Regions from separate parts of the Mus musculus genome. Here region 2 is linked to region 1. A link is a loop called in an ENCODE intact Hi-C map of the cell type or tissue named here. Cell type or tissue: gastrocnemius. All regions are shown on one strand. Each heading gives the region's core, and the rest is flanking DNA. Links, peaks and the distances in the headings are about the cores only.

What was found. Hi-C counts contacts between places; a loop is a spot of excess contacts. Peaks named below come from ENCODE experiments on the same cell type or tissue, not always from the same donor. Only the 100,000 strongest peaks of a DNase experiment are listed, where the experiment ranks them.
Region 2: a loop joins it to region 1, with 2.7 times the contacts of the local background. A loop is called at or near these places in 2 of 42 quality-filtered maps.

What each region holds. Positions count from the first base shown.
Region 1 is chr1:72,943,761-72,959,838 of GRCm38, forward strand. It overlaps Gm31047 (a long non-coding RNA gene), which reads left to right. Exons shown (of 5, transcript XR_001778985.2): 4 at 4,629-4,801; 5 at 6,315-8,984. It also overlaps the pseudogene Gm17846. Among named protein-coding and RNA genes, the nearest start is that of Gm31047, 13 kb to the left of the region's middle. In gastrocnemius, for the core only: no CTCF peak of the experiment used is centred there; a DNase peak (open chromatin) is centred at 7,911; H3K4me3 peaks cover 428 bases; H3K27ac peaks cover 2,617 bases.
Region 2 is chr1:73,033,107-73,049,184 of GRCm38, forward strand. No RefSeq gene overlaps it. Among named protein-coding and RNA genes, the nearest start is that of 1700027A15Rik, 25 kb to the left of the region's middle. In gastrocnemius, for the core only: no CTCF peak of the experiment used is centred there; no DNase peak of the experiment used is centred there; H3K27ac peaks cover 4,582 bases.

The DNA.
Region 1 (16,078 bases), core at 4,866-12,865:
CACTTGCCCGAATTTGCAGAGAGAGCTCCAGGGGCAAGAGAGACATCCCACACTCATCTCTCTGAATTCCAGCCCTGGTGGATACTCATACATTAAATCTGTGGACTCAGACTCCTGAATGGATGGGGCTGGTTATACTGAGACTCCTTAATGATGAAGGTGCCACCTGGGGGAGGGGCACATCAAAAGCAGTTTTGGGAAAGAGTTTTAAAAGGTGCCTCATTAAACATGCAATTCTTATAAGATCCAGGTACTTGCTCATGGACAATTACCACAGAGAAAGAAGACTCAATTAGATAAGGACACAAATGTGGATAGGACCCCTCCCCCCTAAACCTGAAGGCAGCCCAGAAGTCCTCCAGCAGGTGAATGGCTAACCCGACTGCCATCCATTCACATGATAGAGTGAATATTGCTAAGCCATCCAAAAGAATAAGCTACTGACAACTACTTGGGCTAATCTCTAGTGAACTATGCTGAAAGAATGGCAGCCTCCTTTAAGATAGGACTAAAGATCAAACCTAGGGCCTCCTGCCTGCCAGACAAGCCCTGTACCACTGAGAGATAGTCCCAACCCAGCAAATGAGCAACCTCAAAAAGGTCACATGTGATTCTATTTATAATAACGAAACAGCAACTCATGGGGATGGAGGAGTGGGTGTGTGGGAGGGACGTGGATGTAGCTGTGGGAGGGGAGGGAGGGATCTGATGCTGGAAATAGTCCTCTCACAATAGGCAACAATATCCCAGCTGTGACACCGTGCTACCCAGTTTCCAAAGACCTTCTTACTGGGAGGAAACTGGACAAAACCACCAGGGTCTGGCTTATAATTTTTTCACTACTGCATGTAAATCTGCAATTTGCTCAAAATACAAACTGTAGTTAAGAGGGGAAAATGTTAGACTTTACAGAGCCATCTCAGGTCTTAGAGCAATGGTACCATACAGGTTCCAGTTAGTGTAAGAAAAACCAGAAAAACCAGGCCCTTTCTCCAGTTTTGAATGTGAGCAAGGAATTTACTTCCTCTAAGGCCCTGAAGTCTTTCCTTGTTCTTGTCTTGTTTTGCTTGAGGAAGGGTTTCTAGTTCAGATAGTTAAGGGTGACTTGGGACTTCTGATCCCGCTGCCCCTCTCTCTTGAGTGCTGGGATTATAGGCATGCGCTGCTACACAGGGTTTTAATGAGATACTAGGGGCTAAACCCAGGGACTCACGAGTGTGAGGCACACACTCTACGAACCCAGTTACATCCCAAGCTCTGGCGAAGTTATTTTTAGCATAGTGGTATCGGGTTGATGGCTCTCCACAGAGGCAGTCCTCAATAGAGAGCATCTCTCAGTGAGACTTTGGGAGTTCTCTTTTGTGCTGTCTGGCATCCTACCTTTCTTCCTAAGGTGTCATAATCTCCCAGGAAGCCAGAGAACGGTGACCGAAGAAGGGTGCGGCTGCCCTTCTTTCCCCCTTTCTCTCCCCTCCCCACTCCCGCAGCCACGTGCAGCCTGGGGTGGGAGGCTGGGTCAGGGGTGGAGGAGGGGCGGAACACTTAGGTCAGCAGCTCCAAGCTGATTCTGTCTGGCTTCACGGTTGGCTTTGCTGAAGCCAGAGTTGTCAACTCTGCCCTTTAAAAACTGAGCAACAAAGGGGAAAAGAAAAAGAAAAAAAGGAGGAGGGGGGGAGGGGGCACACAGGGTGGGCGCGCTGGGGGGAGGGCAGAGCCGAAGGACAGGTGGGGACTACTTTAGCAAGAAGGTCCCGACTCCGCCCTTTTCTTTCAAGGACTTTTCTAAAGTATTGTTTGTTTTAGTTCCCCAGGGGAGTGGGTGTGAGGCTGGGCGGGGAGGAGAGAGCAGGCATCCAATGGACTCCAGACACCTCTTTTCCTGGGGACTGGGTTAGGGACCTCCATGGACTTTGAGTAGGTTCTGCTTTCTTAGTCGCTGGGCTTCTGTCTAGGAAACATAGGATCCTAGCGGTTGGAGGGAAACAGTGGGACGCAGAAGCGTCCATGACATGTATATGGTCCCTCTACCGTGAAATAGTGCCCTAAAAAAACGCGTCCATGCCTCCTGGGGTGGCTATTACAACACAATTTGATCTTTCCAGACTGGAGTTCGGAGTTCCCTGTTACACTCACAAACAGAGCAGAGCCTGGGGTTGCAGCTGTCTCCTGGCAAACCACATCCACAAGAAAGCCCCCGTATGCCCCTCCCCTACCTTGTATTTGGTGTTAGGGATTCTCCAAAAAATCCCACTAGGTAGAGCCATGGTGGGTGTGGTCAGCGGTGTACAAGGCAGGGTAGGGCCCTTCTGCGGAGGGGTGCAGAGTTTGTTTGTTTGTTTAAGTAATTCTAAATGAAAACTGATTTCAATGATTTCAAAATCATTAGCCTTACCGGGCCACTATCAGTCTCTAGGAATCAATGAAGCAGTTGTAGGATTTGATTGGTTTCTCCTGAGGGAGTCAGGCTCCATCTGAACTCAAGTTTAGAACAGTTTGGGTCTCCAAGGCAAAGCTGTGCTTAAGGCAGTGAGTGGTGTAAGGAGGACTGTCCCGCATGAATTTGTTAGTTTGCTCCCGGCTAGCCTGTCTCTTTAAAATATGGTTGGTCTCCACCACTCAGCCCTGTGGTGGCTTTTTCCTCTGCCTCTTCCTCTCTCCCTAACTGCTGCTTCTGCATTCCCCCTGCTGCCTAGAGGTAGCTTAGCCAGCCTGCGCCTGAGCTTGTCTGGGGTCAGGGGTCAGGGGTCAGGGGTCAGAGGTCATTCCCTGTGCACAGAACCCAGGGCAGAGGCAGGTGAAGATGCTTATTAATAACCATCTGCTGGCTTGGATGCATGATGAGGGAAGGGAGGGCTGAAGTCGACTGACAATATTTCACCTGGTTGTTTTGCTGAGAGTCAGACCAGAGTCAAAAGATAAAACGCCTATGGTTTTCTATTTTTGACTAGATCTGTAATCCATGCAGAGAAAGAAATGTTCCCTCCTGAGGATGCATTGGAACTAGCGCCTATTCTAATCACTCTACCTTAGCAACAAAGGACACAGGACACTTAATCGGCCCTCTGGTGACTTAGCTTTTCTCTTCTGTTGTTAAAAAATCGGACAGGCTGGGTGAAATGACAGGTTCCTCTGGTTTTTTTTTGTTTTGTTTTGTTTTGTTTTTGTTTTTTCCTCACTTCTGAGCTACTGATGATCCACTTATTACATCATTATATGAGCTCTAGGCTGTGGAATATTTGTGATGAGACTCTTTAAGGATAGTATTTTATATTCCAAAGCTTTCAAATCAGAAGCTTTGGTCTGGAGGGGTAGCACACCTGTCCAACATTCGGGAAGCCCTGCGTTCAATCCCCAGGAACATGTACAAACACATGCTCTTGAACACAGGCACCCACCCTCCATCAGTGTACAAGATAAGCAGTGCTTACCATATAGAGTTTACATAAGTCTTCACCCTCATCCAAACCTGCATGTAGTACGTTGTAAGACAGAGATAGTTATGAGCCATTTTCAATACGAGGTGTGATTAGAGTTCATCAGAGTGACTGCAGGAGCCTAGCTGTCTGCTGGCGCCTGCTTATCTCAGACTCTGAGAGTTAGAAAGTTTCAGGGAGTCTGTTACTTAACTGAGTCCAAGATGGGAAAGGGATTTGACAGTTTTTAAAAAAAACCACCACCATGGGCTGGACACAGTGGCACATGCCTTTCATCCCAGCACTTAGAAGGCAGAGACAAGTGGACCTATGTGATTCAAGGCTAACCTGATCTGCATAAGTTTTAGTACAGCCTGGAACACACACAGTGAGACCCTGTCTCAAAAACAGAACAAATAAAAACAAATCAAACATCACTGTCTCCTCTCCTGTCAAATCAGCATCCCCATGACCCCCCCCCCCCTTTAAAAAAAACTTTCCACTATGCCTGTCTCCCTCACCCCCACCCCCATTTTTTTTTTTTCTTCAGAATTGTTACGATCAAGACTGGCTTGTTTCCATTAGCCTTCTGAATTTGTTATTGTCTTTTTCCAATATACATTACCATCTCAAACATTGCACCAATTGGTTTATTTTATAATTAATTATGCTAGGGTCAGGAAAGTTAAGTAACTTGCTCCAATCCACATGACTGGTAGAAAATCATAGAGTTGGGATTTGAGCTCAGATCTAGTTCACCCAAGACCCCTATCCTTTGTCTCTCAATGATGCTTCCTAGACACAAAAGTCTACTATTTCTTTTAGTTTGTTGGCCTTTCTCTTGGTTTGTCTTTCTCTCCTCTGCCTTTTGACATCTAAGGTTGAACCTCCACAATTAGGCTGATGGAACAGCAAGATAAAATAAGCAAAGACAGAGATAGGAGGTACGAATGATAACAGATACAATTTCATCTAATTAAATAAAAAAATTATGTTTTAAAGGAGGGCGTCTTCAACTTTATTCACTCAAACCCCCCTCAAGAACTTCATGTAATGTGGGCATGCAGAAATGGGGCTTCTTTTGTGTCTTGGTTCTGTTTACTCTCTCCAGTTGTCCTGCAGGCTTCCAGAGGAAGAGAAATGGCTCCGAGGAGACTGGGCTGTTTCCCCAGGTTCTTGCAGCGCCAATGGTCACTGATTACTTTTTTCCTTCAGGGCAGTTAGCGAGAGGAAGGACTTTCTCCTCAGTGGTTCCTGCCCAGCACAGCGCATTGTCATCTTCTACCTGCAGATCAGCTCCAGAAGTAAAAATGCAGCTGTCACAAATGTCCTTTATAGTTCTTCCCCAGTGCTCCTCTGCCTTTGTCTCTGAGTGGTGGATATAAGAGGTAACTTCTCACCATCAGTTGCTTTATTACAGTCGGTAGCCAGAGTGTGCATGTGGCAATGGAGTTACAGTGGACATTAAAGAACAGGGCTTTAGAACAGGGATAGAATGAGTAAGTTAGATTTTTGCACGGGGTGACGGGAACCTGAGCCTGGTACTGGTGCTGTCATTCACGGCTTCCCTGGGAGTTGAAACAGGTCATTGAGCTAGCAGGAGGCAGATGCATTCACCAGTGGAAGGAATCAACAGGTTACCTTGTTCTCATGAGACACTGGCTCTGGAACTCACGCCCCATGGAGGTGCTTTGCTGCAACCATGTTTTGTACCCTCAGTTGTTGTCTTAGTGATGGGAGGCACTATGTCTGAGCGCTGTTTCTCCTAGTTGAGAAACAGTGTCCGAGACATCTCTCTTCACGTAGGCTGCTTAGTCCATGTCCCGCCCACTGCTGTTGTTCCCCGTATCTTTGACTGCCCTGCCCTTCCTCTTTACAGATGGACTGATGGATGGGAGGTGGTGGGCATAACTGACCAAGTGGTTTTAATAAGAGACCTAAAGGTAAATTTGGTGGTTCCGAGTATTCTCATTTACTCAGAGGAAAAGATGTATTTGATCCCTCCTGACAATGAAAGCAAGATTTATTTTTTCAGTATACAGTGCCTGGCATACCAAAGCAAGTAACAAGAGTAGATTTAAGAAACTGCCTTAGATTGTTCTCCATCCATCGATCGATCGATCGATCCATCCATTATCCATCCATCCACCCACCCACCCACTGTCATCTATTTATCCACTCATTCACAGCACCTACCCACCTGTCTGTTTACCTCCCCACCCTTCCATTTACATATGAAAGTACTCCATTCATCCACCCACCCAGCTAACTACTTATCCACTTGCAACACCTACCAAGCCATTGATCTATCTATTCACTCACCAATATATCCACCTATCCTTTATGTAAGCATGAGTGTGTTCATTTACTCACCATTTATCCATCTGTCATCCATCCATTTATCCACCCACCTCATTATTATTATCTACTCATCCATCATCTATCAAGCTACCATTCAAACATTCATTTATCCAACCATCATTCATCTATCTATCCATCCATCATCCATCCACTCACACATTTATCCTTCCTTCCTTCCTTCCTTCCTTCCTTCCTTCCTTCCTTCCTTCCTTCCTCCCTTCCTCCCTTCCTTCCTTCCTTCCTTCTATCCATTGTCTCTCTATCTACTCCCCACTTATTAATTTACCTACCCATCCATTATCCATCCCCTTTGGCAGTTCAGATGTGGCCATATACCTTTGTACAGGACCCGAGGAGGGCCTAAGTAGAAGTTGTGAAGTTGCCCATGATCTCTGAGGAGCTTCAAGCACACCCGTGCCGTCATCCTGTCTAGAATATGCTTGACCGGGGAAAGTAGGGCCTCAGAATATCTCCTTTTCTCTCCTCCCACTAAAGTTATCTTTGTAGACTCTGCTAGTCCTGCCTCTATTTTCTCTACAGATGTTTTGAACTCTTGAAGAATGCCTCATGGACGCACAAAGGTTACTCCCCTGAGGCCAACACCATCTTCCAGTGCCTGTCTTGGCTCCCTGCCACAGTGCCTCAGACTTTACAAATGTTTAAGGGGCAACTATGTTCTCCCTGGCTCCCAGCAGGGACTTCCATAGGAAGGCCTGACTGCTCTGCAGGTTAGAGGGCTCTGAGAAAAATCCTTTAAGAGGGTGTTTAGAGTTTTTTTCAGAGAGCTGTGGGTCTGGGGATTAGGACTCCTCACCATGGGAGCCTTTGGTATGGAGACCCTCAGTAGATGTGGACAGGAGCACAAGTTGGGTGAGTAAGGAGAATGTCACAGACTGATGCACACACGTCCATCCCTAAATGATGAGTTCTGCTTGGTGCCAAGGCTTCATCTCAAGAGTCCTGCCTGCTTGTCTGGCTGCAAAGAGTTCAACTGAACTATCCTCATCACCAGCCTGCTTTAGACACCAGCTGCATTCATCCGTCAGGATAAAGGAGGCCAAGGTCTAGCCTTGGGCTTACAGGTCTCCCACCAGTAGCTACATGCCATCAGTAGGCTTTTCCTATTTCCTTCCATCTTGGACCTGTGGTCTCTCCCTACCCTCCTTATCCCAGATGATGAAGGTTTTTGCTCAGTGACTGGCACTACTGTTTGTACAGGAATTTCCCCCCGAACCAGGCTTATTATTGCTATTGTTCTTGTTGCTGTTGAGACAGACTTTCGCTGCATAAACACAGATGGTCCCTTAAGCACTGAGACTGCAAGCGTGTGCCACTGAACCCAGCAAAGGAAAGTGTTCACCTATGGCATGGGTCTGGCTTCCTCAGTCTAGAGTATCTCTAAGCAAGCACTTTCTTTTTTTATTTCTGCAGTTCTATGGATGGAACCCCAGGCCTAGTGCATGGTGCACAGCCATGTTGCCACTGAGTCACATCCCCAGTCCTCAGGGCACAAAGATAATGGGGTGGAGCATGAAGGGCCGTGGTTATAAGGTCTGTGGCATCAGAATCACCTCTATCTCAGGGTCCTTGGATGCTTCTGGATAATCTGTGAAGTATCTGTTAATTTCTTTAGAAGACTTGGGGAAAAAATTCCAAGACTATCTAGAGAAATAAGGACAATTTAACTTTATCCTCAGTGCCAAGAAAAAGATATGCCAAGTGAGGATGAGCCTACAGACAGCCATGGGCACTCCCTGCCTAGCCTTAAGCTCTCAGAGGGTGCCCCAGTACTGTGTCTGGACGGTGGCTTTAGTTCTTGCCCAATGTGCTTCTGGAAAACACTGCCGGTGATAACACCTTTAGAGTCATGGAGAGTTTTAGATGGCACCGCAAAGATGCTCAGTTAGGATAGGGGAGTCTAAAAATAGTTCCCAGAGAGGGCTCCTGAGGCCATCTCCCGTTTTTCCTGTCTGTGTTGGACAGAGCAGCTGAGTACAGTCATCCTCATGGAACAGGAGCGAAGATGCTGTGTGGTGACCTGGGAAAGGGTCCAGAGACTGGACCTAGAGGTGATGCAATGGCTGAAAGATAGAGCTGGAGGCCAGGTCAATCGAAGGGATGAAGTGCCCCATGGGGAGCAGGGGTGAGGGGGCGCAGTGCCCCATGGGGAGCAGGGGTGAGGGGGCGCAGTGCCCCATGGGGAGCAGGGTGAGGGAAAAGCCAGCAATGGTAATGGCATGAAAGCACCTTCTGTGGCTGTTCTCTCACCCTGGAGAGGATAAAGAGTGAAGGCTGCACTTTGGCTGTGCTCTTGGGACCAGACCATGACTTCCCGCGTGCCAACCTCCCAGAATGGACAGCTAGGCTTCAGATGGTCGGTTGGGACCTTGGCCCTATGTGGGTTTGAGGGAGGAAGATTGACAGCCACTGCTGCGAGCAGATCACAAAGCCCTCAGAACCCGGAAGAATGACTCATGAGACAGCTGGCTCTGGGGACAGTTCATAGCAGGTGGAGGCCTGCTTAGGTTCCATCAATCACCCACTGTTATACCGGGTCATGAAAGAAGGGACGAGGCAGGCTGGGTGGGTAGCAAAGGCCTTCTATAGAGGAAAGGACTACTTAATTCTATTCATGGACTCAGCAGCTTTGCATGGGTAGAATATTCCCCTGGTTTTAGGGATTAATAACTAGGAAAAAACCAGGCAAAAAGAGATTGACCTACCTTGGCATGTTTTTTAGTGTAGAGGTTTTTGGGACTTGAACCTGAGTGTCTATGGGGTCTAACTCCCCATAGTTGGGAGGGAAATGTGCAAAATTACAGTTAGTTGGTTTTGTCTGTCAACTGTCCTCAGTGAAAGCCAGAGACCATCCTCAGATCGCTGTCCTGGGCAATTTTTGTCAACTTGATATAAGTTAGAGTTAACTTGGGAAAATATCTCTGTCGGATTGCCTGTAGGTAAGTCAGTAGGGAGTCTTCTTGATGAATGATTGATGTGAGAGGGGGCTATGCCACCCCTGGGCAGGTATTCTCTGGTGCTATAAGAGAGCAGACTTAGCAAGCCTTGAGGAATAGCCAGTGAACAGCACCCCTCTATGGTTTCTTTTTTAGCTTGTCTCCAGATTTCTGCCTTGAATTCCTGCCTTGGCTTCCCTTTACGATGGGCTGTAACCTGTATGTCAAATAGCCAAATAAACTCCTCCCTCCCCAAGTTGCTTTTGGTCCTTGTTTTATCACAGCAATAGAAACCAAATTAGGGCACTCACACTGGCCACTGACTCTTGCAGTCTCTTGGTTGAGGGAAAGCCAGTGGAGGTGTTGATCCTGCCCATGGCACAGCCTTAAGAGGGTCTGATTTGGAGCATCCCTGATTTGTAGTCTCTCCTTGACTTAGAGCAGAAAGATGTATACCCCAAGCCCAGATTTTCACTGGGTATCTGGTTGCCCCAGCCTGGAATCTGAGCCGGTCCATTTTTCCACTGGTGAATTAGCAGAACAGTCCAGGCTGGCAAGGGAGCTCCTCTGACAAGTCTGTGAATGAGCTCAGAGGAGCAAGTGCTGGGCTCAGGTGAGCCGCACAGGGGTGGGGCGTGGGGAGGAGCCTGCAGGCTAGAAACTGACCTCCTCTTGTCTGGCTGCCCCCTTCTCAGCCCTCTCTGCTTGGGAACCTGCAAGGAGGCTGCTCTCCTTTCCCTGACTGCCGAACGGTGGGAATTTGCTTCAGTGGTAGATTATATTTTCCCGAGATGGTTTGAATTACCTCCCCGTCCTTTCACTTAATTAGGCCGAGGCTGGTGTTTATTGTGTCCAGCCGGCCTTCCTGCATGAATAAATAGTAACATGTTTGTTTTCTTTCAGGTGGGGTTCAGTTTTAAAGAGGTGGATTGGCAAAAAGAGGAGAGGGGGGAGGGAATTGTGAAGTCATGGGATGAGAGGTTAGAGGCAAAGGTTTGCCTCCCTGAGCCACCTCAGCAACTCTTTCTTCTCCATGTCGTACAATGTATTCAGAACCCCTCCATTCTCACGTGTCCCTAGCTGGTGTCTGTCTGCCTGTCTGTCTGTTCTTTGTTTCTTGAACTTCTCCTGGGAATCCAGGCACTTCCTGCTTCCCCACTGCTTGCCTAACTTCGTACCTGCTCATTTTACTGTTCTTTCCCACCAAAGCCTTCATCCCCCTGCCCTGTTCTCTAACTCTTGGCTACCCCAAGCAACAGGGACCTTGGATAAATAAACCACAGTTCAGTCTTGCCATAAAATACTATGCAGCCAAGAAAAAAGAAAGAACCCAGAGATCTTAAGAGTTGCCTTCCAAGAGACACGATAAAAAGTAAGCAAAATAAACTACTTGGACTTCTAAAAAGGTTTTTAAACCCATGTACACAGCATTTCTGGAGACATCTGAAAGATCTCTGAATAATGGTTGTTTCTAGAGAAAGCAAGTGGAGGCTGGGTTTAGAGAGAGATCTACACTTACATGTTTTAAACATTTACATTACTCTCCCTCTCTCTCTGTTATTGTGACAGACATGCATATGAAGGTCAAAGGACAACTTCTGGGAATTTGTTGTCTCCTTCTACCATGTTGGTTCTGGCCCAGGTTTTCAGACTTGATAGTGAGATAGATGAACCCTTGGTTCATCTCATTGATCCTTTATATATTGACTTTTTATAGTATATTTTTGTTGCTATTTGTAATTTTAAATTGTTATAGATATATACCACTTTGTAACCAAGGCTGATTTATAAGGTGAAAATGTGAGCTTTGAAGATATGCTATGAGCCAGTGCATGCTTAGTTAACTCTATGGTGAAGCAGTGATCGAGAGCTGGCTTGGAGGATTCAACTTCACGTTATAGTCCCACCAAACAGCCAGGGCACAACTCTTGGCAATTGACTTCATCTTTCTAAACCTCAGTTTCCCCAGCTGTGAAATGGGATGGGAACAACTGCTATTCTCTGAGACACGTGAAACTTATACTTTGCCATGAAGACTGTTGCATAAGAATGTCACTAAACAGACTTACTGTGACGTCTCCACAAAACACTGCAAGAGATGCCGATTCTGCGGATCATATAAGGCAGTTGTTTTTGTTGTTGTTGTTGTTTTTTTTTTTTAATTTTGAGACAGGGTTTCTCTGTATAGCGATGGCTGTCCTGGAACTCACTTAGTAGACCAGGCTGGCCTCGAACTCAGAAATCCGCCTGCCTCTGCCTCCCAAGTGCTGGGATTAAAGGCGTGTGCCACCATGCCCGGCATATAAGGCAGTTTTAAAGGCAAGTGTTCCAATCCTCTTTTAGAAAGTGCCAGGGTCACTGAGAAGAACTCTGCATCTGAGGTAGGTAGGAAACTTCACCGAGGAGACTCCTAGAAGCTGAGGTTTGAGTGTCTGGAGAATTGCTAAGGCTGCCCTGTGAGGTCACTCCCTCTGAAACTTGGCATCACTGAGTGTTGAATGAGCTGTGGCAGCTCAGAGGTGAGAAGGAGGATGTAGGTGAGGCTGTTAGTGCAGTCAGGGCTGGGATTTGTTCTCTAGAGGGTGATGAACAGTGACCAAGAGGCTGCTACTGAGTTATTTAGGACCTTGGAGGCTGCAATGGGCACTTCAGAGTTACTTCAATGAACAGTGGGAGGTGTGAAGATGGGTCAAAAGCAGTGATTCTCAACCTGTGGGTCATGACCCCTTTGAAGGTTGAGTGACCCTTTCACAGGGGTTGCTTAAGACAGTTGGGAAACACAGATATTCATATTATGATCCATAACAGTAGCAAAATTCAGTTATGAAGTAGCAATGAAAGTAATTTTTATGGTTGGGGAACTGTATTAAAAGAGGTTGCAGCATTAGGAAGGTTGAGAGCCAGTGGACTAAGGAATGCCTGAGGCTTCTAGCATTGTCACAATGGCCTGCAAATCTAGGGGTACAAAACCACCATTTGTCATGTTCCGTGTGTCAGGAACTTAGACTTGTTAGGGTGTGGCTGCAGAGGCTTGTCTCTGCTCCCCAAGGTTTTGTGGTACATCAGTGGCTGCTTCTGGGCTCCCCTGGGGCTGCTTCTGTGTTTACATGCACTGCTGGCAGGCAGCTAGCTGAGTCTTTGGCTGGGTCTCTCTGTCAGAACACAGCATCAGAGGTTCTCCAGGCATTCTAGTTCCTCAAATCATGGTAGAGCGCTCTCTGGGTAAGCCATGTCAAGGGGGCCAGAAGACTATAAAGCATTTCCTCAGATAATTCTTGAAGTCTGGCAGCAGCTTATCTGCAGATCCTCTCAGAGCAACCACAAGGTCTTGTCTGAGTGCAAGGGCAGAGAACGTAGAGGTCACTCCTCAATGGAGGAACAGCAGTACCAGAGACACTGGGGGGCTTTTTTTTTTTGCAAAATGTGGTCTGTCACAAAGAAGGGTGTGGGGAAATCCAGGTGCTGCAAATGAGCAAATATTTGTCAGAATTTGCTGTGTGGTAGACTCCAAAACAAGGGATACAGAGATAAGCAAAACTAGACATAATTCGAACTTTCTAGAGATAACAGCTGGAGGAGCAGACACTGACCTGCTATAGTCTAGCAGTGTAGACTGCTGTGGTAGGTCCTTGAGAGGAACCTGGGGCTGTGAGTTCTTAGGCTCTTGTGTTTATAGCCGGAGAATAGCCAGAGAGTGAAGGAAAGGTTTCCCTGACGTTATCTGAGCTGAGGAAAAAAGGGATATAGAAGCTGAGTAAGCAGGTATCAGGGGAAGAAACTGGGCTCTTCACACCAGGTCCCAAGACAGGATGGCATCATACTGAGTGACTGCCATCCTGGGTGGAGAGGAGCAAGACTACAGAGCTCAGTGACTCTATTCCATTGTTAAACAGATTCCTTCTTTCTCCAGTGTTTGTAGCCTCTGGTTGACCATACTTCCCTGCAAAAAGCCATTGTTTTGCACCAAACAAATGGAGGTGAGGAGATGGAACAGAAGCTTCCCTTTCTGGTTCACAGGTCAATAGAAGTTAGCAGCTGATATGAGAGTCACTCTATAGCAATCTGGAAGTTAGTCTTGGGATCCAAGTAACATATCTACCTCATTTCTTCTCTTTGCTGAACTTGGGAAGAACTGAAGAAAGCATCGACACCCTCATCACTATGGAAATCAATATTTATAACTAGGGAGGTCTTAGAAGGAAAGTTCATCTCGATCAAGTTGGTCATAGAAGCATGAAGATATTTTGATATTATTGCTAATAGCAATGGATCAGGAGATAGAAACTGACTTGGGTGGGTTGCAAAAGTGAGAAAAGATTCCAGGTACTTTCCAGAGCCCAGCAACGAGCACAGCTGATTGCCCAGTGCACACGGCACTGACTAGGTCTCTGCAGATGCCTCCTCTACCAGTGGTTTGTGTAGCAAAGAGAGAGTGTAGTGCTTAGCAAACATCTCCACAAAGATCGCCAAGAGTTTCTGGTGCTGCAACTTGCCTTTTGTGTTGACAGCAATGACAGGGACTCAACTGCTCCCAACTGCAGTTCTTGTTCATTCAAAGACAGCCACAGTATTCAGGACTTTACAGTTTTCAATAGCAATGTGACTCAGCGAGGTAGCCAGCATTGTGATGCTTACGGAACAGTTTGCTTGAGTCTCTCACTCCTGAGAAGCATTGGTTTTCACTTGCTGGTACTTGATTATCTTTCCCCAAAGTGTCCTTGGTAGAGAACTGAAGATTCCTTCCATGTTCCAAAATAATGTTTGCTGCATATCCCCTTCTCTTTGAGAAAGGAGTGTCTGAAAGGTCTCCTCAACTTCTGTCAGGGGTAGAAGGAAGAGCATAACAATTCTGTCTGTGTTTTCTCTTGCTTGGAGAGAGTGTCCAACTCCATCAGCATGCCAGGCCAGTGCTGTGGCCACTCTCGTTTGATCATCTCTACCATATTTGGGCACAGAATGTCTTTAATGTGGTTCTCTTCTTCCCAAATACTCAGTGTTCCATGACACTGGGCTTCAGAGGGGACTTCCATCAAAACCTGGCAATATGCTCCAACATCCAAAGGGCAAAGTGACCATGGCAGCTCCTGTTTTCTCAGCCAACCTCAAGCTGTACAAGACACGGATACTCTTTAAACTCTTCACAAAACTTGAATGCTTCCTGTTGTTGGTGCTGGATGGAGCTGGGTTCCGTCATGACTGCCCCTGATTCCCCAGCTTCACACTCAGTGTGTTCATTTGCACCCATTCCATACTGGTGCCAGGAACACCACTCTCATCTCAGAGCGCAAGGCATGCACGGATCCCTTAGCAGAACCACACATGGATCCTGCACCACATCAGGTTGGTAATCCTTCAGCATATTTCACAGGGATAGCTTTCAAGCCAGAATAGCCATTATTTATTTATTTCACACATAGACAAAGTTTTTTTTTGTTTTTTGTTTTTTGTTTTTGTTTTTTTTTTTTTTTTTGCTTAGGATGAAACCAGACCATTTGAAGGCAGAACTGATGGTCATTTTTTGAAGAGAGAGAAAGAGACAGTGGAAAGAGGAGCTTTCTGGAATTGCCATTGGCTGAGAGCTGGAAAGACTGAGATTGCTCAGCTAGTGGGGGGGGGGGGGTAGGATGCCCTTCCTACTCAACAGACCAGAGTCCAAAGTACCCAGGAGAACATGGAGGGCTCTAATGTACTGTGAGGAGTCTGTAGCCAGAGGAATGATGCCCAGATGGAAAACTAGAAAGCAACCCTAATCAGACTATTGGTTTGATTAAGTCTGATGATCTCATTTCCACATAAGTGTAGCTTTTGATTATAGAGTACTGGGACTTTAATCTTTAGTACTTTGTGGTAAGGATACAATTCAATATGTATTACTGACACGGGGCTAGGGTGATGTGACCCTGAGAGATGACAGTGGGATGCAAACCATCCTTGCTGGGCAGAGCAGCAAAGACAGGAAGACATGGGGAAGATTCCAGACCCAGGAGAAAGACTATACACTCTTGGGATCCCTACTAGTTTGCAAACAGCACATTAGATGTTATGTGAATCCCTTATTTGTTAGATACTATACGAACAACTCTACACTGTCGTGACTGCTCCCATCTTACAGAGAAAGCATGATATGAGTTAGGAAGCAACTGTCACAGAGCGAGACTGCAATACGGCTTTGTGGTAGGGACAAGAATCCAGAGCAGTACCCCATGTCTAGTGATTCACCTAAAGCCATAGAGTAGCACTGAAGTTACTCACAGGTGGAAGAATGCTTGGAGGATCAGGCATGCTTTAGTTGTGCCCAATACCATTGTAAAATGATGGGACCCTACTCTACCATGAAAATGACCAAGAACCAGGCATTTGAGAAAGGTCTTAAGATAGCTTTTTAATTTTCAAGGAAAGTGGATGAGGTGGAATGTGGTCTCCCTGCCTCAGGCTCTAGATGTGAAATGTTCCCCCGGTCCTTATGTATTGAAGGCTTGTTCTCCAATGCAATGTTCAGAAGTGGGGATTCTGGGAAGTGACTGGATCACGAGGACACTGACTTAATGAACTATTAATCCATCAATGAATTCATAATTGAATGGCATTATTGCAAACTGGTAGGAACTAGGAGGCAGGGACTAGTTGGAGGACAAAATATCACTGGATGTGATAGTTGGTCTTGTCTGTCAACTTGACGGGGCTGAGAATCACCTAGGAGACACACCCCTGGGCGAGTTTGCTTCTGAGAGCCTCCAGAGAGGTTTATCATGGACAGAAAAAAAATCACATTGAATGTGGGTGGTATTTTCTATGGGTTGGAGACTCAGGCTCAATAGGAATGGAAAGGGGAAGAAGCCAGCAGATCACCAGCCTTTGTTTCTTTTGCTTCCTGACTTAGGATCCATTACTAGCTGCCACACAGTTCAGTCAGCACAACTAGACCTGTGCTTCCCCTGCCATGATGGGCATGTCCCCTCAACTGTGAGCCAAAACAGACTTCCTTCCTTAAAGTTGCTTCTGTTGGGCATTCTGGCACTGACGTGAGAAAAGTAATTCAGACACTCGGTGTGCCCTTGAAGGACGTACCTTGTCCCTGGCACCCTATCTTTGTGTCACCACTTAAAGGACAAGAAGGAAGAGCCAGGCATGGTGGTGGACACCAAGAGGACAACTTTCCTCTGCTCTGCCCTGTTCTAGTGTCTCAAGTCTTGCCTCCAGCTGAGCATAATGGAAACAGGTGACCATAGACCAAAGACATCAAATATGTGAGCCGAGAGAGAGAGAGAGAGAGAGAGAGAAAAAGAGACAGAGAGAGAGAGAGAGAGAGAGAGAGAGAGACTTAGTGTAGGAGTCAGAAGTTAACTGGAG
Region 2 (16,078 bases), core at 5,357-13,356, 90 kb after region 1:
GAGAGTATGGATAGAGTCATAGATTTCCATACGATACAGACAGCAGGATTTTTAGAGTTGGGATGGGGTTTGAAGAATTATGGTGGCTAGCAGAATATGGAATTTAAAAGTGTATCTATGGTACTTGTGCTCTGTTGCTTCCCAAAAGTGCTCTTAATAAAATGACCAAAAGTTAATTTAGAATCAAATATGCCTTGAATCCAGAATCCAAAGTGGCTTTGACAGTGTTCACCGTGTCCCATCCAGCTTGACTTTGGTCCTCCTCCTCTTCCTCTTCCTCCTCCTTCTCTCTTCTTCTAAATATCTATCTATCTATCTATCTATCTATCTATCTATCTATCTATCTATCAATTTATTTATTTAATGTCTATGGATATGCTTTCCCATAGACATACACACCAGAAGAGAACATCAGATCCCATTACAGATGGTTGTGAGCCATCATGTGGTTGCTGGGATTTGAACTCGAAGAGCAGCCAGTGCTCTTAACCACTGAGCCATCTCTCCAGCCCTTGTCTTACTCCTTAACGTGTATCATGTGCATTCTGTACTGCACATGCCATCATGTTACATGTTACTGCTATCTGACACACATCAACTCTGACCGGAGACATTGACTGTTATGAATTGCAATGTTTTTACTTTACACATAGTTTTTTGGCCTTTGAAATATAATGGCCTAATTATTGAAGACAGAGTTTTAAATATTTTCCCACTAACAGTTTCATTTTTCATAATGGATCAAATTAGTACATATCTGGGTTAGATTGTGTTAGGATATTTTGTTTTAAAAGTTGCTGACCTACCCCATAAAAATTATGAAGTGAATTCTGGCTGGGGATTTAGATAGAATTTTCAATGAATTCTGAAATGGTCCTAAACGTACTTCTGCTATTCTGTAATATATATTTATGTGAGGTGACACTCTTGGCATTGACAATTATAAAATGAAGTTATCAACCAACTTTGAAAAATGTTGAAGATGTCCTGACTCCAATAATATCAAATATTCATCACAGATTTAATTACTTAAAAATAAGTATACTTTTTAGAAAGCAAACTCACTTTCTTCTTCAATAAGTGGCAAAATTGTATGCACAACAAAGATTTGTTTTATTCTTTATGAGTTATTATCAGCAAATGTTTGATTTATACATGTCTTTACTTACAATAATAATAATTATTTTTCGTGTATGTGTGTGTATGATGTTTGAGTGAGTGTGGGTGCATCTGCATTCCTATGTGGGGTGGGAGAACAACTTTTGGGAGTCAGTTCTTTCCTTCCACTGTGGGTTCTGGAGACTAAACTTAGGTATAAAGTCTGGCAACAAACATCTTTACCCACTGAGCCATCTCTCTAATCCCTATATACATATTTTATATGCCGTGGGGTCATGCAAATACTCCTTGGATGAAATGGGCCAAGTGGAAAAATGTCAAGAAAGTCTGTGTTGCAATAGCTGGAGCGATTCCTATCTCTCCAGAATAAGAAAATTAAGGGTCCCTAAACTGCCAGACCTGACAGGCCTTCACTTATTCACACAGAAGTGGGCTCAAGTCTGCTAGAGGCAGCTTTCTTAAGAGTTCACCATATTGAGAAAAGCACACAAGCCCAACATTTGAAGAGCCCCCGCCGAAGGGATATGGGGGTTTCTGCATAGAGCTGTGGTGGGGCTGTTATGAATAAAGACCAAGAGGCTTCAGGAGCCAGATGGCCAATCCAGGCAGTAGATGTTTTATAGGCTCATGGCAGGGCAACATCCATAAAATCAAGGACAAATCAGAAAGTTTCTTACAGGAAGAGCAGTGCATGAAGCCCAGTGGGAGAACACTTGACTACTTTGCATAAAGCCCTAGTTTTGATCCAGGTAAAACACACTTGTATACACACACACACACACACACACACACACACACACAAACACACACACATACACACACACATACACCCCACAAAAGTTTCTTCTAGAAAGTACAGATAGACAGATGGACAGGGATCTTAGACTAGAAAACTTGTCATAGGAAAGATGTTGACAAACTCACAAGACTGCTCTAAAGAGACAGACATATATATAAAGTTGCCCTGCTTAGGTTTTTTTTAGTTAGTTTGTTTGTTTTTGGTAGCTCTGTCTGTCCTGGAACTCACTCTGTAATTCAAGCTGGCCTCGAACTCAGAAACCCACCTGCCTCTGCTGGAATTAAAGGTGTGTGCACCTCCATCACCCAGCTATAGTGTCCGGCTGTGGGTCTCTCTGTGGCAGGGTTTCTCATTGAACCTGGAGCTGACTCCTGTCTCTGCCTCCACAGAATTGAGACCACAGGTGCACACTACCGCACATGGCTGTTTTCCCGGGTCCAGAGGATTTGGATTCAGGTCCTTCTGTTTATGGGAGACAAGCACTTTACCTGCTGAATCATCTTCCTCATCCACATACAGCTTATCTTTAATATTAGTTCGATGCAACCAAGAATTGCCTGGAAGAGTAACCTCAGTTGAATTGCCTACATCAGGTTGGCCTGTGGACATTCTCGATTGCTATTTATATAGGAGGGCCCAGCCTACTACGGGCGACAAGACTGTAGGCAGGTGGGCCTATGCTGTATAAGAAAGGCTATGTGAAGAAATCAATAAGCAACTTTTCCCCATGGTTTCTGCCTCTGTTCCTGTTTGAGCTCCTGTCCTGGGGCTTCCCTCAATGACGGTGTGTGACCTGGAGGTTTTAAATGATTTTCCAGGCTCTTCTCAACTGCAGATTGTTGGTTTGGAGTGTGTGGTCCTGGTGGCCCCACTTCACACCATCAAGAAGCATTTGTCCTGCTTCAAGGAGCCCGTTGGTGCAGTGTCTGGAGCTGTCTTGTCATGTTGTGTGACTTGGTGTTTTCAAAGTAATGTGTGCAGCTCCCATTCAGGTATAGACAAAGTGGTCCTCACCTTCCTGGTCGGTGAATGAAGGAACTGATGGAAAGAGATAAATAAGATGTGTGGGTGTGGGTGGGGCATATTCCTCTGTCAGGGAGCACACGGAGACTTGGAGAGATGAGACAAACATGTTCCTGTCTAACTAAAGAACCAAGGAATTGTTGTTACAACTCTAAACACTGCTCTGAGTGGATGGGTTCAGGTCTAGGTCCTCCATTTATCCTCTGATGGGTTAGTTATTGGAAAATGAACCACAAAGGGAGTAGAAATACAAGGGGCAAGACATGCTAAAGGGGAGGGGGCAAGAAAGGGTCCAAGGGGAGGGGGCAAGAAAGGGTCCGAGGAGATGGGAGAGTCTGAAGAAGGAAAACCTGATTCAAAAGGAAGGGGAAGAAAATATCTTCCCTGTATCCTGGGGCCATGAGTAGATGGCAGTGGTCTGGTGGGGGGCTCATCTATCTTACAGGCTTTCTAGGAGCTGACTGAGTCTGGAAACAGACTTTGGGGGCAAGTGGAGCTTTGCTGAAAGGCATCTGCTTGCCTCTGAGTACAAGAATACTGCCAGCTGGGGAGAAAAGTGCTCTGAGGCCTTCTGCCCTGAGAAGCCTGGCCTACTAGCCCGACTTGACCTAGGAGTAAAGTTCATCTCTTTTCCACAGTCTACCTCACTTCTCCCTCCCTGCTGTGCACCCCACCCCCTCAGATTCTCAGAACTCAGCCTCATTGGATTCCCGGAAATGGCTGGTGCAACTTGGTAACCAAATCCTCCGAATCCCTTTGTATATCTTTCTGCTTCTCTGCCCTCTCCACTGGTGTCCTTAGGGTTGTGTCTGGTTACAGAGTAGAGACCTGCCAAGCCAGGCTGACCCCTGTGGATGGTATTCAGCAAAATTCTAGGCTTGGATTCTCACAAGTGAGGGCCACTCTTCCCTCTCCCTGACCTGACTTTCTTGGAGGAGCTTGGTAGGCCTGGTCTTCCCCTTGCAGAGGCTTCTCCTTATACCCAGAGGTCTCCTCCTGACCAGGGGTCTCCACCTACCCAGGCTTCTCCACAAATTGAGGGATTCCAGGTCCTGGAAAGTGCATTTTCATTGTCCCCAGAGAAGTCTTTGATTTCTAACCCAGGCTGTAGGCTGTGGTTTCCTGTCCTGTATCTCCTTTGTCTAGAGCCTTCCTCTTCTCCGTGGGGAATTGTTATTATTTGTTGACTACATCTCATTAGATCAGAGAAGGGAATGGATGACATTAGAGTCTTTCTGGTAAAGAAATATAGCTTGGTTTGGTGGCAAAGGCTTATAAACAGGGAAGTCTAGGCATAATGGTTACTCAGGGGGCTGAGACAGGAGGATCACACGTTTGAAGCCAGCCAGGGTAACCCTGTACCAAAAAGAAAAATAAAAAGAGGCCCTAGAAGGTACTCAGTCGATAATGTATGTGCTTCACAGACACGAGGACCTGGTTTTGATCTCCAGCACCCACAAAAGAAGCCAGGCATGGTAGTATGTGTTCATAACATCAGCACTGGGGAGCTAGAGACAGGAAGATGTCAGCCAGTCTAGCCTAGTTGCTGAGCTCCCAGCCAGTAAGAGGCCTTGTCTCACAGGAGGTAGGTAGCATAGCATTCCTGAGGATGACACCCAACATTGTCCTCTGGGCTCCCCATACATGTGTATACATGTAGGTACTCACCTTCACACACATGTACACATACCTGCACACACACAAACGTGCATGCCCATGCACAATCCCATGGATTAAAAAAGTGTGTAGAGCTATAACCCAGTGACAGGATGCTTGCTATGCATGTGAGAGGCTTAGAATTAAAAACTGATCAGACACCTCAGTCCACACAACTAGGATGCTGCTTAGATCGTACATCCAAGAAACAGTCAAAGAGAGGGCCACAAAGAAGGGAAAAGTGAGGGAAGTTGACGAGGAGTGAAGTCTTTGTCTGGGTGCTTAGGGCTTCTGATGGGAGTACGTCGAAGGTTTGGGAGTAGGCTGTGTTTGCTAGCAAAGAAGGCTGGCATGTCTTTGGCTCTCACAAAATATTTGGACTCTGTAGTGGGCAGGCAATTGCTGAACAACAACAAAATCACACCGCTCAACTTCCTTACAGTACAACTGAGGGAAATGTAGTTGCCAGGAGGTCTCACGTCTCTGAGCTGTTCCACCCTAGACTGTGGGGGAGAGAAATGGCTGCCACTCCCCGGGTAGAGTCTGTCTCCTCAGTGGGGAGAAGGACCTGAGGAACAGCTTAGAGACTGGCTGTGTATTGACAGATGTGCTCAGTGTGGACAGAGACCGTGACAGCAGGTCCTCTTGTGCCTGGGCCAGCAGCATGTACTTCACCGAGAAAGAAACCGGTCAGACTTGCAGATCTTTCACCTCTCTCTGACTCAGTAAAGGATGCACAGCACAACCAGGGTCCAGCTAGGGCTGGTGGAACACAACTTTAGTTTGTGGGTACAGCACACAGGAGGCCCAGTGTCCCATCTTGACACTTACAAAGAGGCTCTTGAGAGAATTCTATTCTTCCCAGCTCCCACAAACAGCAGTGTATCTTATGTCTCCCTTTCACTGGCCATATCCGTCACACCCCTAACCCCTGGCTGTGATGCTGCAGTCTTATCTGTTGTACCCAGATAAAAAGTGACTTGACCTAATCAGTCTGACTGGACAGCCTGGCTCCAGGGAGGGTTGCTGATGGTGCCCCAGCCAGAAATGGAGCCTCATGTAGAGCTGGGCCCTTTATCTACCCGTGGGGCCAATCATTACCACACTTCTCCAGAAACTGCTGGTACATAGTTGGGCTCGCTCTCTTTAATCAGCCATGAACAACTGAATTCCCAAGAAAGATGAAGGGTGACTGTGTAGGGTTTCTGTGAAAACCACAGTGGCAAAGTCATCTGTCAGGGTCATGCTATATCATGGGTGGCTGCTAGAGGAAATTTGAATAGAAAAAATATATCTTTGCATCTGTTAGTGGCATTGTGAGCTGTGTGTGAGCCATCACAGCATGGCAGGTTGCCTGCCAGAGATGAGGATTCTTGCTGTCTTTTGGATACTACTTGCTTGTTATTATAAAGTGTGTGTAGGTAAAGGGGCAGGGCAGGGTTCCTCATTGCAGAAGCAGAAACAGGCTGAGAATATTTCAGAGCACTTGTTGATTTTTCTCCTGGCCTTTGCTTAAGTCCTTGGCAGGAGCTGAGACCCAAAGCTCTGTCCTGGTATTGTGGCAGGAACCAGGGCTCATGCCCAGGAATGCTGCCTACCAGGGAGGTCGACTTATGTCCCTCCCAGGCTCAGCCTGTGTGGCATGAAGGATCAGTTAAAGGGATTTGTAAGCCTCGGGAAAATGGTCAAGGCTGGATCAAAATTAGTCAAGTCTGCCGTGAAGGAAACTAAGGAGGACACACACACACACACACACACACACACTCACACACACACACACACACACACACACACACACACACACACGAGGGGAGGGAGAGAAAGGGAGGGAGAAGGGGGGAGAGTTTGCGGTCACAGGCAGGAGCAGAGAGAAGAGAATGACATAATCTTATTGCCTACTCAACCTTTTCTTTATCCAGGACTCCAAGCCCAGGAAAAGGTGGAAGGAATAGGTCTTCCAACCTCACTCGACATAGTCAAGATACCCCCTTCCCACCCAGACTCTAGATTGATTCTAGATTGTGTCAAATTGACAAATACAACTAACTGCCACAAGGACTGTCATTAGCTCATGCGCTTTGGGGGTAGCAGCCCTGGGGTAAGAGGGTGTCTGGGCTGGGACAGGGGATGATGGGAATTATCCGAAAACTCATCTAGACAGGGAGGAAGCTGACACAAGGCTTGTCTAGACACCTCTGTTCTGCTCCTCTCCTGACCATGACTCCTTTTCTCTGCCTGTAGTTTTTTCGTCCATCTGCCTGCCTGCTCTAGAACTGAGGGGGGAGTGCATCTTTAACTGTCAGAGTCACAGTAAAGACAGTTGTCTATTATTTGTTAACGAGAAGGGGTTAGGAGATAGCTATCTCTCTGGAGAGGCCAGAGCTCCCCCATGGTGATTTAAATGTGCTTTTCTTGTAAAGTATTAGATGACTCTCCCTCTGCAGAGCCTCAGTGTAGAGGAGAAGGTGTCCCATAGCAGATATAGGAAGAGGACGAGAGTCTCTTCCCTTCAAGCTGCTCATCATCTTTCTCATTGACTCCTTTCGGGACCCTAGAGGCCACCTGTGAAAAATGACATCAAATCATTTGGGGAAACGTGATTATTTCTTAATTTCTTAATTATCTCTATGATTATTAAGCAGTGCATGTATCACACTGTGAGCTCTTGAGAGCCTCTAGTCCAGGAGTCTGCCAAGAACAAATGGCAGAGGGCTTGTGTGCTCAGTAGGCTTGATCATTCATGGCTTCATAGTCCAGGAGTGGTTTGTGTTCTTAGAAAGACTGAGGTAACCAGGTAACCAGTAGGGCTGGCTGGTTCTCTCTCTCTCTCTCTCTCTCTCTCTCTCTCTCTCTCTCTCTCTCTCTCTCTCTCTCTCAAGTCCGAGGCTTCAGGGGGATTTGGAAGGAGCAAAGAAGCAACAGCTCAGTCCACAAGAGGACTTACTTTCTAGGTTAGGCTCTCTTTCTTTTAATAGTCCCTATTCGGGCCTCCAGAATGGAGACTTTGGAGGAATGTTTACACAGCTGATGCCATAGAACTTGAGGCCCTCTGGGTCTTCACCTGGGACCCCCACCCAGCTTTTCTTCTAGCAAACATGTTTGGCAAGTATTGCCACCCTATTGGTGAGTCCTCCCAGATCCTGAGGGAAGTGACAGGAATGAAACACTGGCTGTTCCTTGTTTAGCCTGCCTCACCTGTCTTTGTCAATCACATCCTTAGGAGCTTCCTTACATTGAAGAGAAGTCTCTACTAGGAGGGACACTTGTTTGCTGTTTATCAAATCTCTTCTGTTGTAATATTTATTATACTGTCCACATGACTAGGGACCTTCTTTATCTTAGAACACTGCTTTCCATCCCAGTGCTAGACTAGCCAGCCTTCTGCCCTGCCTTTGCTTGTGTTCCTGCCAGGGAGGCCCTCGCTGACCTCTACCCTCCCTACTCCCTGGCTGCCTCTTCTCTCTAGTCTCTAACTCACTGTGCTGTGGGGTGTTCTTGGCCACCCATCACTTGTCACCATCAATCCTTGGACACTCTCCGTCTGGACACCTGTTCCTACTTGATCAGATCCTGCCTGCTTGGCTATCTTCTCAGGGTGAATTAAGGAGAGGAGGCTCCATCCAGGGAGTGCTGGGATGACTGACTGCCCAGGCTGTGATGCGAATGAGGCTGTGAAGATAGACAGGAACAGGCCCTGCCCTTGGGGACCCTCTACTCATTTGGGGGAGTAGGGAAGTAGCTCGTTGGAATACTAAAGTCACCTGTTCTGTTCCAGAAGTTCCCATTAGCTTGGACCTGCTAAATTGGCTGGGGGTTTGCAGACCAGTTGATATGACTAAACAGCTGTTGGTCAAATCATGGTGAGCCACAGTCCCAGATTCCCTACCAATACACATCTGGCAAAAATTCCCAAACTGTGGGAAGCAGTTGGCTCCATAGAGGTTATGATGAAGTCTGTCACCTATCTTACCTCATTTGTATTTTATGAACTGTCATACATTTTACACCATACAGCTTGTATCAGGAAAATTTATTTTATGTATACTTTTTATTTTTTCTTTCTGGAGAACTGATTGTTACCCACTATTCTCTTGTTCCCTATCCTGTTCTGGATGATTTTTGAGTTCAAGTGCTGTATTTGAAGAGAACCAGGTGCTGTATGTTCAAAGGGAGACTGGTCTTCTGGGTCCTGTCAGACTAAAAAGTTCATTCCGTTTGTTGAGTCAAGTTTCAGAAATGAAATTAGAGGATAATACTGGGAGGCTCACAGACACAGTCACAACCATAGAAGCACATGAGAACTAGATCTGGATCCCTGGCGTAAGCCACACGAGCAAACTAGCATCCTCCATGTTCTTTCTCCTCCAGCATACCTAGTTCTCTGTCTTGATTCTCAGGGTTTCAGAGACACTCTTGGCTTCCCTCCGTGGTTTTCTGAAGAGAGATAGGGAGGAAAGGGCAGAGGGGCTTGCATAGATAATGCGAGTGTTGCCTCCCAGGGCATTCTGGGGCAGTGGCGCTGCCTAGCTGGGCTCCTGACCTTTCAGACACCCTTTGGTCATGCTCTGATACATGCAACCAAATAAATAATTTCTCATCAGAAAAGGGTGATTCCAAGTCCAGTGAAACCAAAGCTGGTTTGGAGGGACAAAGGGAAGCCACTTCAGAGAGAGCCAGAAGAACAGGCCTTAGAGCAGACTGGAGCCTGAGGCATGTCCCCATGGCAACCATCAATGCCACCTCCAAAAGCCCCTCCCATCTCCTTTTCTCTAACTATCCTTTGGAGCCATTGATTCAAGGATCTGAATGTATCTAAGAACATTCAGCCACCTAGTTCTTGATAGGTTCCTAGACCTGTAGTGACCAGTGTCAATACACAACTACTGGAGGTAGGAATGATCTGCTAGGTCACATACAGAGGAGCCTGAGAGGCCTGATATGGATTTTCTGTTATAAGCTGGAGGCTTGAGAAAGCCACTGGTTTTCCATATCTAAAGCTGGGCAGATGGCTCAGTGGGCACTTGCTGCACAAGTGTGAGGACCCGAGTTTGCATCCCCAGTATTTACAAAAGAGTTGAGCATGATGGCAGGTACTTATATCCACAGTGCTAGGAGGCATGGGCAGGAGAGTCCCAGTGGTGTGTTGGCCAACCAGCCAGGCTAGCTGAAATAGTCAGCTATGGGGTCAGTGTGAGATCATGTTTCAAAATAAAATAATAGTGAGGTAGAAGATCAACTGAGGATGACATCCCAATGTTAACCTCTGGCTTCTATATTTGATATGTACACACACACACATACACACACACTCACACACACACATATCTATCTATCTATCTATCTATCTATCTATCTATCTATCTATCATTATACACAGTCTAAACCTTTCACTATGATTACAGACACATTCCCTCTCACAAACTAGAGACCTATAACCCAAAGTAACTTGCTGTTGCTCACGTAAGACTCTTGCTCTTTTTCTCCTCACTTCTGGATTCAGGAAATACCAAAACCTCATTTCCTCTTAACCTGGGTCGGCCACTGGTATTGGTAATGGGATGATAGCAGATGGCTGCTAGGCCAGCTGTGCAGGCAAGGCTCATAGAACACCTCAGACAAGGTAATAGGCAGTGATGCTCAACCTTCCTAATTCTGTGACCCTTTAATACAGTTCCTCATGTTGTGGTGCCCCCCACCCCTTAAAAGTATTTTCATTGCTACTTCATAACTTTAATTTTGCTACTGTTATGAATTCTAATGCAAAATCTGTGTTTTCCAATAGTCTTAGGTAACCCCTGTACAAGGCTTGAGAACCACAGGTAGAGCTTAGATCTGGAGTCTGGAGACAAGAGAGGTAACCAGAGTAGCCTTAGAGGGCCAAGTTGGGCACGAGGTGCCCATCATCCTTTTACTGATGTATGGAATCCAGGCCACTGCTCTCAGCCAGGAGCCACAGGAAACAAACCTTTCCTACTTACTACGCTCATTCTCACCAGCCTGCTGGGTGTGGATCATGGCCAAAGAAAGGCCAGGAGCCAGCAGGTGAATGGTGCCCCCGACAGATGCTTACATCACCCAGCTGGCATTAGGGTTGACTCACAGGACAGGGTCTCATATCACTGCTGCCTCCCATGACCCCCTTGGCAGTTTCCCTTCTGAGTATAGACTGGGCCAAGCTCGGCGGCGCTTACATAATGGAACATGGTAGCGCCTGGTGTGTAGGGGGCGGCAAAATCCAAAAATAAACACTATTGACTGATAACATACAAACTGGAGGTTGGGTGGAAAATGAGAAGGCGTGGTGATGACAGATGTGGCTACTGCCACTGAGGGACAAGGAAGAGGCAGAGGTCGCTCGCTGCCTTTTCTTCCTGTAACCATTACTTTGTCCGTGGCGACTCTCTCTCATCTCTTTCCATATTTGACAGCAACACCACCAGAGGGGCATAGCACCCTGTGTAGTGTTCAAATCATATTTCTACTGAACTAGGAATCATCTGAGAGCTTGGAAGGGGACTGTCCTCGTCCCCTTACATGCTCAGACACTATGATCTATAGGCTTAAGCTGAGTCTCATCTTGTAAGAGGAAGAGGCAGTTTTGGAACCAAATTTTGGAATATCAAAACAAGAACTATTTTGATGTATCTTAGATACCTGTGCTTCACTACCCAAACACCAATGCTTAGCTTAACACAGTGTAAGTCTGAGAAGACAAACCATGATAATTTTTTTAAGGAAAAATCATTGTGGATAACCAGAAAGGATTCATTTTTGAGTGGTTAGGTATGGTGGGTTTTAGCATAGGATAACTTACCAAATAAAAATATGAATGCTGAACTCAATTTGAATTTCAAAACCAGCATTGAACTGTTTTATAGTATAAGGCCATCTTGAATACAGACCAAGGCATAGCTTATACAAATAGATCTTGAATTTAAGTGGAAGTGAGTGTCCTGTGTTTTGTCTGGCAGTGTTATTTTCATGGCCTTACATCACAGCCTGTGACCATTATCTTAATTACTCTTAAAGCTATCTCTATTAGATCATCAGTTTCACCGACCAAGGAATATGCTCTAGAAATCAACGTTGAGAGTCAATCTTCAGGGTGGATTCAAATTTCATTGTAACCAGGGAGACGGTGGAACTGGTTGACTCCTTGGATTGTCCCAGCTTGCTCTGTAGCTCTTGAGCACTTTGCTATGCTTGGGTTTCATTTGGTTTTTGTCTCCTGCCTTTCTCTGTGTATTCCCCCCTACCCTTTGTGTTTCCATTGGTTTAACTTCCACCACCCTGATTCAGGTTCCCTGAGTTTTCCCTCAGCTGTGTTGAGTCTATGGATGAGTCAGCCTCTGGTTTTCAATGGCAAGGACTAGGTTCTCAGAGATGAAAAAGAGATTGTCACCAGGAAGTCACAAGATTCTCCTGTGGTAGGATGGGCCGTCCTCAGATAGAAGGTCCCAGGATAGAGATCTCTAGTTGTAGCTTAAAGAAGTCTGAGGGGAGGAAGGGAGCAAGCTAAGACCCAGGCTCTTTTTAGCCAATTAATGTCTTTACCTGTGATTCTGATGGGAAAGGGGTTTACCCACCCTTACTCAGTGGCATCAAAGCAGATCCCACCTGGACACAAGCAAAGCTTTGAGTCCCATGGTTGATAAACAGGGGATCCCAGATGTTGGAAAGAGAAAGTCAAGTTTGAAAACCTTTTACCCTTAGACAGGAAATTGTATCCTCTAATGATATAGAAGGTTGGCTATACTGGCTGAATCCTTTGAACATTGTTCTGTCAAGATCCCAGTGCAGGTTCAGGTGAAGAATATGTGATATTGATCCTGTATTGTAAAGAGCACAAACATCAGGTCTTTAGTGAGCACCTACCAGAGCTAAGGCTCCGAGGCTGCAATTCTGGAGGCTTCTTTATTAAATAGGAAGTAGTTCCTGAATTATGCATATTCTACTCCAGAACTACTCTGTGGTACTTCTCCAGGCTTTTGCATTAATTAATACCATTTCTCTGTCACTTGGGTTTGAATTGAGCTGAAATGTTTTTTTTTTTTTCAAAAGTTGGTAATTTCTTGTTTTTTTTTTTTTTTTTTCTTACCCACCAACTAGCCCCAGCTAGGATCTGGAACTGACTGCTTCCCTTCAGTGCTATATGGCTCTTGCTTGGTAAAGCCAGATATTCTGCAAAGTTTATGTAACAGAGGAATGAAGAAAAGCAGCCATCCTTTAGCTGCCACAGAATAAACGTATGACCCAAAGAGAACTCTAGAATTCTTTTCAAGCCTTCTGCTTTTTTTGTTCAGCTTCGTGTTCAACAATCTTTGAAGTGTTTTACAAAAATAGGAGACAGCGTGGCCTGGGGCTGGGAGCCTTTCGAGTGCCACATCTGTGATTCTCCTTTCACAGTATCCAGGACAGCAGAGCTAAGCGTGCTTTCCTGGCTGATTGATTAATGAAGCCTTAAGCCCGGGGAGGCTGTGGTCCAGGGGCATATTCTTCTGTGATCAGCACTTCTCTCTCCTCTCCCTACTCCGGTTGCCTGTGGCAGAAGAGCAGTGAGTTCCTGGAAACCTTGAAGGACAAAGAACAGGGATTGGCAAAATAATGGCTGCACTGGTGTCTACTTACATGACGGAGAAAGCAGTGACTTTATGTTGAAGCAAACAAAATTTCACTGCATTGCATCCTGAAGCATAGCTCTTGCAGGAAACAAGTATAATTTTAGACACCCAAACAAGTCATAAAACCAAGCAGGGGCTCTCGGATCTGTTCAGTCTCTCTGGAGTGCCTGCTTGAGTTCTTGGAATGGCCTTTTGAAGCTTTTAGGTCAAAGGTTTGGGGCTCCAGGTGCTGGGGTCACCATAAGATTTGACCTTAGGAATTGTAAACTAGCAGACCTGTTTTTTGTCCTGGAGGGGGGAGAGAGAGAGAGAAAGAGAGAGGGAGGGGGGGGGAAGGGAGAGGAAGAAAGGATATGGAAATGAGACAGAATGTTCTAGAAGAAGGAAGAGGAGGAGGAGGAGGAAGAGGGACAAAAACCAGTTAATTACTTGGTTTAATCAGCTGTTTATTCTTTCATGATTTTTTTTTAACCTCTAACAAAAGGCTAGATATATTACAGTGTCTGTTGCTATGGCTGGATGAATGAGATAGACTCTGATCTTGTAGGGTGGAGCCTTAATAGCAAAACAGGTACTGATGGTGGAGCTGGTTTAGGAGCTGGGGAGTGGGGAGAAATGAAATGACATGATGACATGTACTGAGTGATGCTGAGTCAGAGGCATCCAGTAGTCAACGTGTTAACTATGCCAACTCTGTCCTCAGAGCTCCAGGCCCAAACCCAAATGGGATATCTCATCTCCCCCCCCCCCCCCCCCGTGTGTGTGTGTGTGTGTGTGTGTGTGTTCATGGATTCACATCTGTATGCAGGTGTTCCAGAGGATAATCTAGGGTGTCACCCTCAGGAACACCACCTTTTTTGAGATAAGGTCACTTTTTAGACGGGAACTCACCAGTTAGGTTAGACTGGCTGGCCCACAGGCCCCAGAGTACTTCTTGTCTCTGTCTCCCCAGCTCTGGGATTACAAGCATATACCACCATGTCTGATTTTTCCTTTGTATGTGGGTTCTAGGGACCAAAGACAGGTCATGCTTATTAAGTACTTTTAGCTCTCACGTTGACATTTTAGATTTAGTGTGTCCCTAGAGCACACCTGATAGATAGTTACCATTCTCTGAGCATGGCACCATCCTGTGCCCAAAGCTCAGAGCTCAGACACCTCCAGGCTCCTCCCCCTATCTCTCTGCCCATTTCCCAATTTGCCCAGTGTTTGAAGTCTCATGATTTCACCTCAAAAGTCTCGAACCTTCACCTTCTTGCTTCCTGCTTTTGAGACCTAGCTCACGATGTCATCATTTCCCACCTGGCCTCCTGCAACAGGCTATCTTTCTTCAGTAGCATATCTAGCTCTCAGGAAGATGGCTCCATTTTTTCAGGAACTCGCAGGTCCTCTAGCTTCTGCCTTCTCTTGGCATTTACTCAGCTTGAAACACAGATGTTTTCCTGCCCATCCTATTTGCTGTTTTCCTACCTCTGCAGATGCTACTCATTTGAAGCAAAGGGCTACATGGCCAATCCAGTAGAGGAACATATTTGCTTCCCATATGAACTATGGAAATGGTGGCTGAGGCAGTAGTTAGACTCTCTTCTGAGAGCTGTGTGAACGGGATGGAGTGTCCTCTCAATGGTTGGACTTTACAGAGATCGATGCAGAAAGGAGTGATAAGCTCCCAGCATACTTCAGTCTCTGTGTTTCAGGGCATTCAGTATGGCAGGCCTGTGAGGCCCATGAGGTTGCCTTTGTCTCCATATCATTCCTTATGCTAAGACCTGTCAGCGTTGCCTTAATAAAAGAGACCTGACAAAAGAGAGTTTAAGTGGGAAGGAAGGCTTTAACAAGAGAGGTGTAAACAAGGGAGAGACGCATATCCAAGTCAAAGATGCCCCAGAAAGTTAGCTGGGGGCTCTGTGCTTTGGAGCCAATGAAAGGCTTCCTGACTAGTTCCTCTCCCAAGGCATCCTTCTTCTGAAGGGCATTTACTAGGATGCAAAGAAAGCCACCAGGAAGTCAGTGACAGGAACTACTCTCATTCCCAATCACATGCTTGTGCCTTACCTGCACTTCCAGGAGGCAGACCTTATGTAGAGTTTGGTAAGGTAGTTTCTTGGTCTTGAAAACTGGCAAATTGTTGAGCGTGTTGATGCACACATGCCATAGAACCTGAGGTCAGAGACCAAATACCAAAGCTGGGGTTCAGTGAGATAAAGACCCCAGTAAGAGGGGAGGTGGTCTCAGAAGGCATGACCGGAGACAAGCATTTCCAAACGCATTGTTACTTTGAGAGTTTGGAATCTGGCCAAAGTTAGAAATTCAACAGTTCCATTTTACAGATGGGAAGGAGGCGGAGCAGAGGGTGATTTGCTCAAAGCAAGTATCAGTCTGTCTCAGAGGTGTTAATAGGAGTCAAGGGCTTACCCTAGCCTTCACCACTGTACTCTGGCATCACTGGTATTTGATGCACAATTCTATAGAATGACAGTATGAGAGAGACAGGGAAGAATTCTGAACTTTTTTTTGGAGACAGTGTCTTCTTGAATTCATTAACTCAATGGTTCTCAACCTTCCCAATGTTGTGGTCCTTTAATACAGTTCCTTACGTGTGGTAAACCCCCCATCCATAAAATTATTTCCGTTGGTACTTCATAACTGTAATTTTGCTATTGTTATGAATCATGATGCAAATGTCTGATATTCAAGGTATCTGCTATGCGACCCATGTGAAGGGTAGTTTGACTCCAAAGTGGTCACGACCTTTGGGTTCAGAACTGCTACACTAAACAGAGGAAGACCGTGAGCACCCCATTCTTTTGCGTCCACCTTCCAAGTGCTAGAATTATAGGTGTACACCATCAAACCCAGC